2 separate regions of the Homo sapiens genome follow, and region 2 is linked to region 1. Evidence: read pairs that join two places in POLR2A ChIA-PET (ENCODE). Cell type or tissue: GM12878. All regions are shown on one strand. Links, peaks and the distances in the headings refer to the core of each region. The heading gives the core; the rest is flanking DNA.

Region 1 (5,383 bases), core at 71-5,070:
CTTGAACATGGGAGGCGGAGCTTGCAGTGAGCCAAGATTGTGCCACTGCATTCCAGCCTGGGCAACAGAGCGAGACTCCATCTCAAAAAAAAAAAAAAAAAAAGAATTTTATCTTCAGGGAGCCCCTCTGTTTTAGTCTACTTGGGCTGCTATACCAAAATACCATAGACTGGCTGGATGAAACAACAGAAATGTGTTTCTTTATAGTTCTGGAGGCTGAGAAGTCTGAGATCAAGATGCTGGCTGATTCAGTTCCTGGTGAGGGCCAACATCACAGCCTCTAGACAGCCACCTTTTTGCTGTGTCCTCACTTGGTGGGGAGAGAGCAAGCTGCCATCTCAAGAACAGTGATCCCATCATGGGGGCCTCCCTCAAGATCTCATCTAAACCTAATGACCTCCCAGAGGCCCACCTCCCAATACCATCACATTGGGGGTGAAGACTTCCACCTAGAAATGTGAGGGGGATACAAACACTCAGTCTGTAACACCCTCCTTTATGGAAGGTGTGTCTTCATTAGAAAACACCAATCCTTGATAATATAACCAAACTTTTTAACACTAAAGAGTTTGGCTGGGCGCGGTGGCTCGTGCCTGTAATCCCAGCACTTTGGGAGGCCGAGGCAGGTGGATCATGAGGTCAGGAGATTGAGACCATCCTGGCTAACACAGTGAAACCACGTCTCCACTAAAAATACAAAAAATCAGCCAGGCGTGGTGGCGGGCACCTGTAGTCCCAACTACTCGGGAGGCTGAGGCAGGAGAATCACGTGAACCCAGGAGGTGGAGGTTGCAGTGAGCCAAGATCGCGCCACTGCACTCCAGCCTGGATGACAAAGCGAGACTCTGTCTCGGAAAAAAAAAAAAAAAAAAAGTTTGACCTGAACGTTTTGTGCTTTGGGTTTTAGTGGGGTTGGTGTGCTTGTGCTACCGAGTTGAGAGAATAGAGAGCTTTAATAATTATTAGCATTTAGCAAAATAATGATGTTTTCAGTTTTAAAAAGAACAGTAAGTGACTCAATTCCTATTGCTAATTGTAGAAAATGTCATGGTGGAACTGCGTGGGGAAATACAGAGGAAACTGCAGTGGGTTGGGGAGGAGGACCGTTTTGAACTGCTTTTTGTTAAGAGAACTGACAATTCTGCTTGTCGAGTTGTTAATACAATGTTGAAGTTCAGGTGCTGTATCTGATTTCAATTCCTGACTCCTCCACTTAGTAGCACTGTGACTCTGGGCAAGTTACTGCATCTCTCTAAGTCTCAGCTTTGTCATTTCTAAAATGAAAGTAATAATAGTTCCTACTCCATGGGACTCAATGAGGAGAAGGTTCAATGAGGAGCTGGGAGTGGTGTCTCTTGCCTATAATTCCAGCACTTTGGGAGGCTGAGGCAGGAGGATCGCTTGAGCCCAGGAGGTCAAGACCAGCCTAGGCAATAAAGTGAGACTGTTGCTACAAAAAAAAAAAAAAAAAAAAAAGCCAGGCCTGGTAGTGTGCACCTGTGGTCCCAGCTACTCAGGAGGCTGAGGTGGGAGGATCGCTTGAGTTCAGGAGGTCGATGCTGCAGTGAGCCGTGTTCACGTCACTGCCCTCCAGCCTGGGTGATAGAGCCAGACTCTGCCTCAGAAAAAAAAAAAAAAGAAAAGAAAGATTCAATGTGAATGTATGCAAAGTAATTCAGGATTGTGTCTGGAACATGGTAAGTGCTCATTAGATGTTAGCTATTATTATTATTAGTATTATTAGCAGCATGGTGGGAAAGATACAGCACTAGGAAGCTAGAGCCCTTTCCCCAATTACTGAGGTACGTTGACAGTAAAAATAACAACGACAACAACAATAATAGCAACACTTTTATGTACTAGGCTCTTAATATTATTACTATTATAATCATCCCTTACTTATAACTGTGGAAATTGAGTCACAGAAAGATTAAATAACTTGCCCAAAGTAACAAGGCTAATGACCAGCAAGGCCAGAGCTTGAATCCAGGCAGCCTGTTGCAGAGCTGACATGTTGAACTAACATGATGTGTTGCTTTTTTTTGTCTATACAGTTAGGGCCATGGCTAGAGGCAACGTGTAGACCCAGTAATCTGTTGGGATCCCTCCATGTCTCGGATCCTTGGGAATGTCCCTGAGTTTAGATCTACTGTTATGCTCTATATCAGACAATGAAAAACACAGTTCTAAGTCCTTAGCTTGGGAAACTCTCATAACATTTGGCTTAGTGAAGTCAAATGGTACAAAATTCAAAAGTAAAAGGCACATGGTATAAAGTCTTACTTCAGCATCCAGCCATCTAGTTCCCTTGCCCGGAGATAGCAAATGTTAGCTAATGGATCAACTTTGAGCAAATTGTTAACCCAAAACTTACCTCTTTATCATCCAAGACAAACACTGCTTCCATGCCCCACCTCCCATCTGTGCTCTGACTTCCTGGCTGGAGACAGAATTCTCAATGAAGGAGAGAAACAGAAGTAGTTTCTCTTCAGTGCCAGCCTCACCTTCCCTTCCCTTCTCTTTACGTCTCCCCTCCCCTACCACTCCTGGGTCTTTCTTTCCCAACTCAAACTATCACCACTTTACACTACACTAAAGGTATCCTCAGGAGAAGGTTGGGACATCTGCTTTAACTTCCACAACTCCTTTGCTACCGTGACTATCATTCTGGGTTTATCACCAATTAACATACCACTCACGCTGTGAAGTATAAGGGCTGGTGTGGCTGGACCACCAAAGAAGACTCATTTGCTGTAATATTCCTAAACACAGAAAGAAAAAAAAATAAGATTTTCTTTCTCTAAGTATTCTAGTACTAAACCTTATAGCTACATATGTACAGGAACAGAGAGATATCAGGACATGCTATTGATCTCATTTGCAAAACCCCAAAATAATAGCAACAACAAACTAAGCATGCACACATTGACTAGCAGTTTAAACTGTTAACAGTGAATATGTTACTTACCAACTATTTTAACTTTTAATAAGAAGCATGAATTTCATATATATACACATATATATGTATATATGATTTTCAGATCGCAGATCTTTTCTCCCCTTTTTATTGTGGTAAAATAACATACGCTTTACCATTTTAACTATTTTTAGTTAGTTGTTTGTTTTTAACAGAGGTGGAGTCTCACTATGTTGCCTAGGCTGGTCTCAACCTCCTGGACCCAAGCACTCCTCCCGCCCTGGCCTCCCAAAGTGTTGAGATTATAGGCATGAGCCACTGCACCCAGCCTCAACTATTTTTACGTCTACAATTCAGTGACATTAAGTATATTCACAATGTTGTGCAATAGTCACCACTATCCATTTTCATCATCCCAAACAGAAACTCTGTATCCATGAAATAATAACTCCCCATTCCTCCCTCCCCAAGTGCCTTACAACCTCGATTCTACTTTCTGTCTCTATGGATTTGTCTATTCTATAAGCTGCGTTATGCAATATTTGCTCTTCAGTGTCTGGTTTATTTCACCAAGCACAATGTCTTCAATGTTCACCAATGTTGTGATATATATTAAAATCACATACATCCTTTATTTATGTAAAAGAATTTTCGTTCCTTTTAAAGGCTGAATGATACCCAATTTTATGTATATACTACATTTTAAAAATCCATGCACTTGTTGGTTGGGTTGTTACCACCCTTTAGCTATTGACAATAGTGCTGCTATGAAATGGGTGTAGGAGTATCTGTTTGAATCCCTGCTTTTAATTCTTTTGGGCATATACCTAGAAGAGAAATTGCTAGATTCTATGGTTTATCTATGTTTAACTTTTTGAGGAAACACCATACTGTTTTCCATAGCAGCTGCACCATTTTACATTCCCACCAGCAATGGACCAGGGTCCTAATTTCTACCCATCATCATCAATCCTTTTTTTAAAAAAATAGTTACCCTAATGGGTGTGAATCTCATTTTTTATCCCTTACCCCCCTTTTTCTCCAAGTCCCCAAAGTCCATTTTATCATTCTTATGCCTGTGCATCATCATAGCTTGGCTCGCACTTATGAGTGAGAACATACAATGTTTGGTTTTCCATTCTTGAGTTACTTCACTCAGAATAATGTTCTCCAGGCACGGTGGCTCACACCTGTAATCCCAGCACTTTGGGAGGCTGAGGTGGGTGGATCACGAGGTCAGGAGATCGAGACCATCTTGGCCAGCATGGTGAAACCCCATCTCTACTAAAATGCAAAAAATTAGCCAGGTGTGGTGGCACGTGCCTGTAATCCCAGCTACTTGTGAGGCTGAGGCGGGGGAATCGCTTGAATCTGGGAGGCGGAGGTTGCAGTGAGCTGAGATCACACCACTGCACTCCAGCCTGGTGACAGAGCAAGACTCTGTCTAAAAAAAAAAAAAAAAAAAAAAGGTCTCCAATTTCATCCAGGATCCAGGTTGCTGCAAATGCCATCATTTCATTCCTTTTTATGGCTGAGTAGTATTCCACGGTGTGTGTGTGTGTATCACATTTTCTTTATTCACTTGTTGATTGGTGGGCATTTGGGCTGGTTCCATATTTTTGCAATTGTGAATTGTGCTGCTATAAACATATGTGTGCAAGTATCTTTTTTGTATAATTACTTCTTTTCCTCTGGGTAGATAGCCAGTAGTGGGATTGCTGGATCAAATGGTAGATCTATTTTTAGTTTTTAAAGGAAATTCCACACTGTTTTCCATAGTGGTTGTAGTAGTTTACGTTCCCACCAACAATGTTAAAGTGTTCCCTTGTTAGCACATCCATGCCAGCATCTATTATTTTTTGATTTTTTTTATTATAGCCATATGAGTTTCATTTTTTTCTCTTCCTGAGACGGAGTCTCACTCTGTTGCCTGGCTGGAGTTCAGTGGCGAGATCTCGGCTTACTGCAATCTCTGCCTCCTGGGTTCAAGTGATTCCCCTGCCTCAGGCTTCTGAATAGCTGGGACTACAGGCACACACCACCACGCCTGGCTAATTTTTTATATTTTAGTAGAGACAGGGTTTCACCTTGTTGGCCAGAATGGTCTCGATCTTCTGACCTCGTGATCTGCCCACCTCAGCCTCCCAAAGTGTGGGGATTACAGGCATGAGCCACCGTGCCCGGCCTCATATTTTTCGTAAAAGGTGTGATGGTCAATTGTGTCATCTTGACTGAGCCATGGGGTGGCTAGCTGTTTGGTCAAACACTATTGTGGGTATATGTGAGGGAACATCTTAAGTCCTGGGCTTCCACAGAGACAGTTTCTATTAATTGCTTTTTTCCTGTGTATTGGCCATACTCTTTTGTTTCTTTGAATGTCTTGTAATTTTTTGTTGAAAATTGCATATTTAAAATGCTATAATGTGGCAACTGTGGAAATTAGATTCTCAGCCTTCCTCAGGGCTT
Region 2 (5,383 bases), core at 114-5,113, 59 kb after region 1:
AGATGATCCTGCTGTTCCCATCCCAGTTTTTGTTAGTTTGATCATTTTCACACTGTTTACATTTGTAATATTTAGTACTGTTTTGTAGAGATAATTCCTATAGTTGTTTACACATATTTTTATTTTTAAATAGAATCGTGCATGTGTGTACTACCTGTGTGTCCGTGAGTTTATATATTTATTTAACCACGAATTCTTTGTTTTGATTCATCTGTTGGTTGAGTCCTGAGTCTGAGTATTTAAAGATAATACACTTCTTGAGTCCCATTTTTTTCCAAGAGCTCTGAAGACCCCTCTGCCATGTGTCCCAAATAATTATCTATATATGTTATATATGTAGATCTCTATACAGATCTTTCTATATATACATAGAGAAATTTCTCTATATAAATAATTTATCGATACATACATTTATAAATAAATCTACTCAGGTATATAGAAAGATAACTATACAGAGAGAGATGAATCAAGGATGAATCAAAACAAAGAATTTAGAAATGGACAGGCTGTGGTTAAGTAAATATGTAAATACATACTAGTAGTACCCACATGCATATCATATATATGTATACAGTTTTAAGAGTGCTTTACATAGATGTTTAACTTAGGATTTTTGACTTTATAATGGTGTGGAGGTGATATGCATTCTGTAGAAACTATACTTTGAATTTCAATATTTTTCAGGGCTAGCAATATTCATAATGAAACTCGGTGGTGCTGAGCCAAATATCTCATGTAATTTATTGAATACGGTATTGAAAGGGTTCTGAGCACATTTAAGGTAGGCTAGCCTAAGCTACGATGTTTGGTAGTTTAGGTGTATGCATTTTCAACTGAAGATATTTTCAATTTACCATCCTAAGTCAAGGAGCATTTGTATATTAAGGATATTGTCCTTTTGTTTTTGATATACATTGCAAATATTTTAAATTCATTATTTGTCTTTGGAATTTGCTTCTGATGTGTTTAACCATGATACATTTTTTTTCTTTTGTTGCATAATGCCTTAGAGCTGCCTTAAAAAACTGATTGGAAGCTTTATGTGCAAAGATAAGGCTTATTAATAGTCAAGGATTTTGATGTATCATTCTGTGAGACCTTTTGATTTAAGAGAAGAATCTACCAATTTCTTAGTAGAGATGGAGGCTATGGAGTGGGGCCTTTTTCAGTTCGGAGATCTTTATTCTTCTATTTTCTTCCCTGCCCGTTGCCGTGCCTGGTATTCTCAATTCCGAATATTCTTTGTTGTTGTTGTTGTTGTTTTCCCCACAGTAAATCTCCATTCTCATGCTCTAGTGGGGGTATGGTATTTGCTTGGCTGTATGTAATGGATTGGGGACCTCGGGATCTGTTTTTTATTCAGTCTTTCAGTCAGTCTAGATTTTAGCCTCATGTATCACTACTGTGTTGGGAAGTCATGGAGCTCCAGATGCCTGAGTCCTTTGGGAATTATTTAGTGAGAATTGGCTTACTTGTGCAGACACTCAGGATCTGTGTTTGCTCCGTGCCGTTGATGCTTTCATCTATTTTTTTTTTCTCATTTGCTGCCGACTTCTCTCAAGTTCTTTAACTCATTTTTATTAAATATTATTTATTTTCATTTTAGTAGGTTTTGGAGGGGAGGAGAGAGAAACATGTGTTTAATTCACTGTATTTAACTAGAAATCCAGGTGGTTCTTTGTACGTACTGTTTTTCCCCTTAGGCTCTACTTTGTAGGCAGTTGGATGGCTCTCAAGTGAGGCTTTTTAGGTTCACAGTATTGCACTTTTGTTTAAGTTTGTTTGCCAGTACCCAGATGATTCTGATGTTTCAAATCAGTTGCCTCTTGCCCTCGTTTATGCTAAGTTTAACTTCAGGGAAGCAAATTTTTTAAGTTTCAAGGCAAGAATTCTTTAGTTGATGCTTAAAATCTGGTTGCAGTTTTAGGATCTCTGCTTTCTCCCCATGGTTGATCAGTTTCACAGTATTCGATGTAGCCTGTGTTTGGCCATTATAGTTTTTTTGTAGTTTCATTTTTAGGGGTGTCTAATCTTTTGGCTTCCTTGGGCCACATTTTTTATAGTTTCATTTTTAGGGGTGTCTAATCTTTTGGCTTCTGTGGGCCACACATAAAATACACTAACAATAGCTGATCAGCTAAAAAAAAAAACTGCAAAAAATCTCATAATGTTTTAAGGAAGTTTATGAATTTGTGTTGGGCCACATTAGGCCATGCGTTGGACAAACTTGTTTTAATCGAATCCTCCTTCCTGTTTTTTTTCTTTCTCTTTTTGGTGGTTTTCAAGAAGTTGAAGTAAACATACCTTTATTCCTTTCTTTTAAAATGCATGTACTACAGTTTGAAAAACATTGTACAAAATCATATATTTCATTTAGGAAATTGAATACCTGGAGGATTAGCTGTGCCAAAATCTTTTTCCCAATCCTTATAAAGTTCGGCATGAGGTATAATTCTAGCCTCACTCATTTGGTTGCAGTGAGTTTCACATCACAGTGAAGGGAGGACAGTTCCTGTGAGAACACATGTGTTGGAACTAGAGAGCTGCCAAAACGTCTCTTTCACCACCCATCTTATTAGTTGTCTCTCACAGTGCTTCTGTTCCTGTCTACACTCTAGCTTCATGTGGCCTTCTTTCTTGTGCTTGCCTATAGTTTCTGTTCTCTCGTAAGTTCAGCTTACACCTGAGCCGTCATGGACACCACTGTCTCTCTTTTACTTACTTTTGACCTTTCTGCTTAAGCTCTTTACTGCTGGCCAATATAGTCTCTCACTGTTTCTTAATCATATTTCCAAAAAAAAAAAAAATTGATTGGCCTATGCCATCTTTTTGTTCCACTTCTGATTTGTGCCTAGCCAAACTATAAGTTGGCTATCTGGGTTCAGGTTTCCAAACAGCTTAGTGGTGTCAGGGGAGGGAGCAGTAGGACAGCAGGGGAACATGGTATATCTGAGGACTGTCTTAGCAGCAAGAAGGCAGGGATGGGACACTTCACCTTGGTAAGTGAGGGGGCAGAACAGAGCTGAATACATCAAATAGTCCCTATTTTATTATGCTAGTTTATTTTTAATGGAGTACTTCAGGCAAATACTTAGTAGTGCAGATTGAATAATGTAGGAAACTAGCTAATTTTTAAGTGTCAAAAATTGACTGCAAAAACCTGTACCCCGATCTGATGCTAGTTTCTGTTTTCATTATGACTTCAGTGCCATGGTGTGGCAGAAAGACCATTAAAGTAGAAGTCAGGAGTCTTAGATTCTAGACCTGTTTTTGCTGTTCTGAAAGGCTTCACGTTCTGCATCAGATAAAATTTTAAGGTTATTGAGGTAGAATAGTGTCTAAGGTGCTGTTTAGCTATAAAACTTGTGACTCACAGTGTACTATACCAAGTTGGTAAAGGTAATTTCCACAAGAGTAGTCAGATTACAAAGCTTGTAATAACATGAAATCATGAGTACAGGTTAATGTAAAAAATTAAAAACGAGAATACCTGGACCAGTACATCAGAGAGAGATACAGGAGTTTGTAGTGGACTGCATCCCTCTCATTTTAACTTGTTTTGTTTGATGAGGAGATCATCTTCATAAACTGATACAAAAGTCAGATATTATAATCACAAAATTTTCCTGACTTGAGTTGCACATAAACAGTGTAATGCAGTAAGTGTAATATTGAAGTTTCAAACGCTTTTTGATTTTCCATGCTTTTTAAAAGCCATAGCTGGATATTCAGAATAGTTAAGTAACTTGAGTTTCTTTTGTTTTTTAGGATTTAAGTGCCCTGTATGCTCAAAATTTGTATCCTCAGATGAAATGGATTTGCATCTTGTAATGTGTTTAACAAAGCCACGAATAACCTATAATGGTAAGTCCAATGGTTTAAAATAATATTTTAAGTTAGAATTAACTTACATTTTATGAATTTCATGTTTCAAGTATAATTTAAAAGGAGGGAAGGACATTGTTTTCTCTATTTTTACTAGTGCATTAATGCAGTGGTTCTCAAATTCTGTGATCTCAAGACTTCTTTACACTTCAAAAAATTACTGAGGACTTCAAAGAGTTTTTCTTTACTTGGGTTATATCTATCCATATTTGTCATAAATTAAAACAGAATTTATAATTTTTAATTTATTTTGTTAAACATAAATATAATTATGTTGACAACTTTTAAATGAAAAGTAAATTTTCTAAGACAAAATATTTAGTGACAAGAGTGGCATTTTCAGGATTTTTACAAACTCTTTAATATCAGGCTTCATGACAAGGAATTCTCACATCTGCTTCTTCATTCAGTTTATTGTGATATGGCACGTCTTGTGTCCTCTGGAAAACTCTGCTGCTATACTGGAGAGAATGGGAATGAAAAAGGCAGATATGGCCAGGCACAGTGGCTCACACCTGTAATCCCAGCACTTTGGGAGGCCGAGGTAGGCAGATCACCTGAGATCCCAAGTTTGAGACCAGCCTGGCCAACATGGTGAAACCCCATCTCTACTAAAAGAAAAAAAAAAAGAAAAAAAAAAATTAGCTGGGTGTGGTGGTGCACACCTGAAATCCTAGCTACTCGGGAGGCTGAGGCAGGAGAATCGCTTGAACCCAGGAGGCGAAAGTTGTAGTGAGCCGAGATTGTGCCACTGCACTCCAGCCTTGGAGACAGAGTGAGACTCTGTCTCAAAAAAAAAAAGAAAAAAAAACAAAAACAAACAAACAAAAAAACAGATACTTAGTGTTACCATGAAAATAGTTTTTACTTTGTTAATCTAAAAGGATTTCAAAGGCTCTTCCACTTCTCCTACTGTACAAGATTCTTTGGACCACAGTTTGAGAACTGCTGCATTGAAATAAAATCTTTTGGGTTAAGCCTAAGTAAAATGTAATGTTCATAATGGCCATTTTCAAAAGTAAGTAAGCATGGTTGAAATTGCAACTTTTTTCTTTTTGTTTAAGAGTATAGAGTAAATGAAGGGAACATATATGAGGAGTAGGGAGAATAAAAGTTTATTCAATAGTAAATAGATGCCTAATGGGAGAAAAAAGTCATTAAGAGAAACCCAAAACTCTACCTATGCAGTGCATATGTGTCTCTGTCTTTCCTCCCATATACAAATTTAGTCTGTGAGCTCTGGAGCGAACTGGTATTTTTTTAGGTCTGGTGTTTTAGACTGTACCATTCTTTCCTGACCAAAATCTCTAGATATTCCAAAACCTAGGAAAGATTTTAAATGTAGCCTTGGCATACTTTGGAATAGACTTGGGGGGGAAAAATCAAGTAGTTCTGTCCTAACCAATGAATAGAATAAAATGAAGGAAAAATGAAAGTTGTTTTCAAAATTTTATAAAGAAACAGACTTCAAAAGCTTAAGAGAAATTTCATTTTTTTT

What was found. Peaks named below come from ENCODE experiments on the same cell type or tissue, not always from the same donor. Only the 100,000 strongest peaks of a DNase experiment are listed, where the experiment ranks them.
Region 2: POLR2A ChIA-PET joins it to region 1 with 5 read pairs; 6 of 35 experiments call an interaction of 5 or more read pairs at or near these places.

What each region holds. Positions count from the first base shown.
Region 1 is chr7:30,260,932-30,266,314 of GRCh38, forward strand. The region is part of intron 2 of LOC124901607 (a long non-coding RNA gene); the gene reads left to right. It overlaps LOC105375218 (a long non-coding RNA gene), which reads right to left. Exons shown (of 4, transcript NR_136267.1): 2 at 2,693-2,762. Among named protein-coding and RNA genes, the nearest start is that of ZNRF2, 21 kb to the right of the region's middle. In GM12878, for the core only: no CTCF peak of the experiment used is centred there; no DNase peak of the experiment used is centred there.
Region 2 is chr7:30,319,874-30,325,256 of GRCh38, forward strand. It overlaps ZNRF2 (zinc and ring finger 2), which reads left to right. Exons shown (of 5, transcript NM_147128.4): 2 at 3,769-3,864. Among named protein-coding and RNA genes, the nearest start is that of MIR550B1, 33 kb to the left of the region's middle. RefSeq lists an enhancer at 2,876-2,925. In GM12878, for the core only: no CTCF peak of the experiment used is centred there; DNase peaks (open chromatin) are centred at 1,998, 2,598 and 3,188; H3K4me3 peaks cover 2,583 bases; H3K27ac peaks cover 2,926 bases.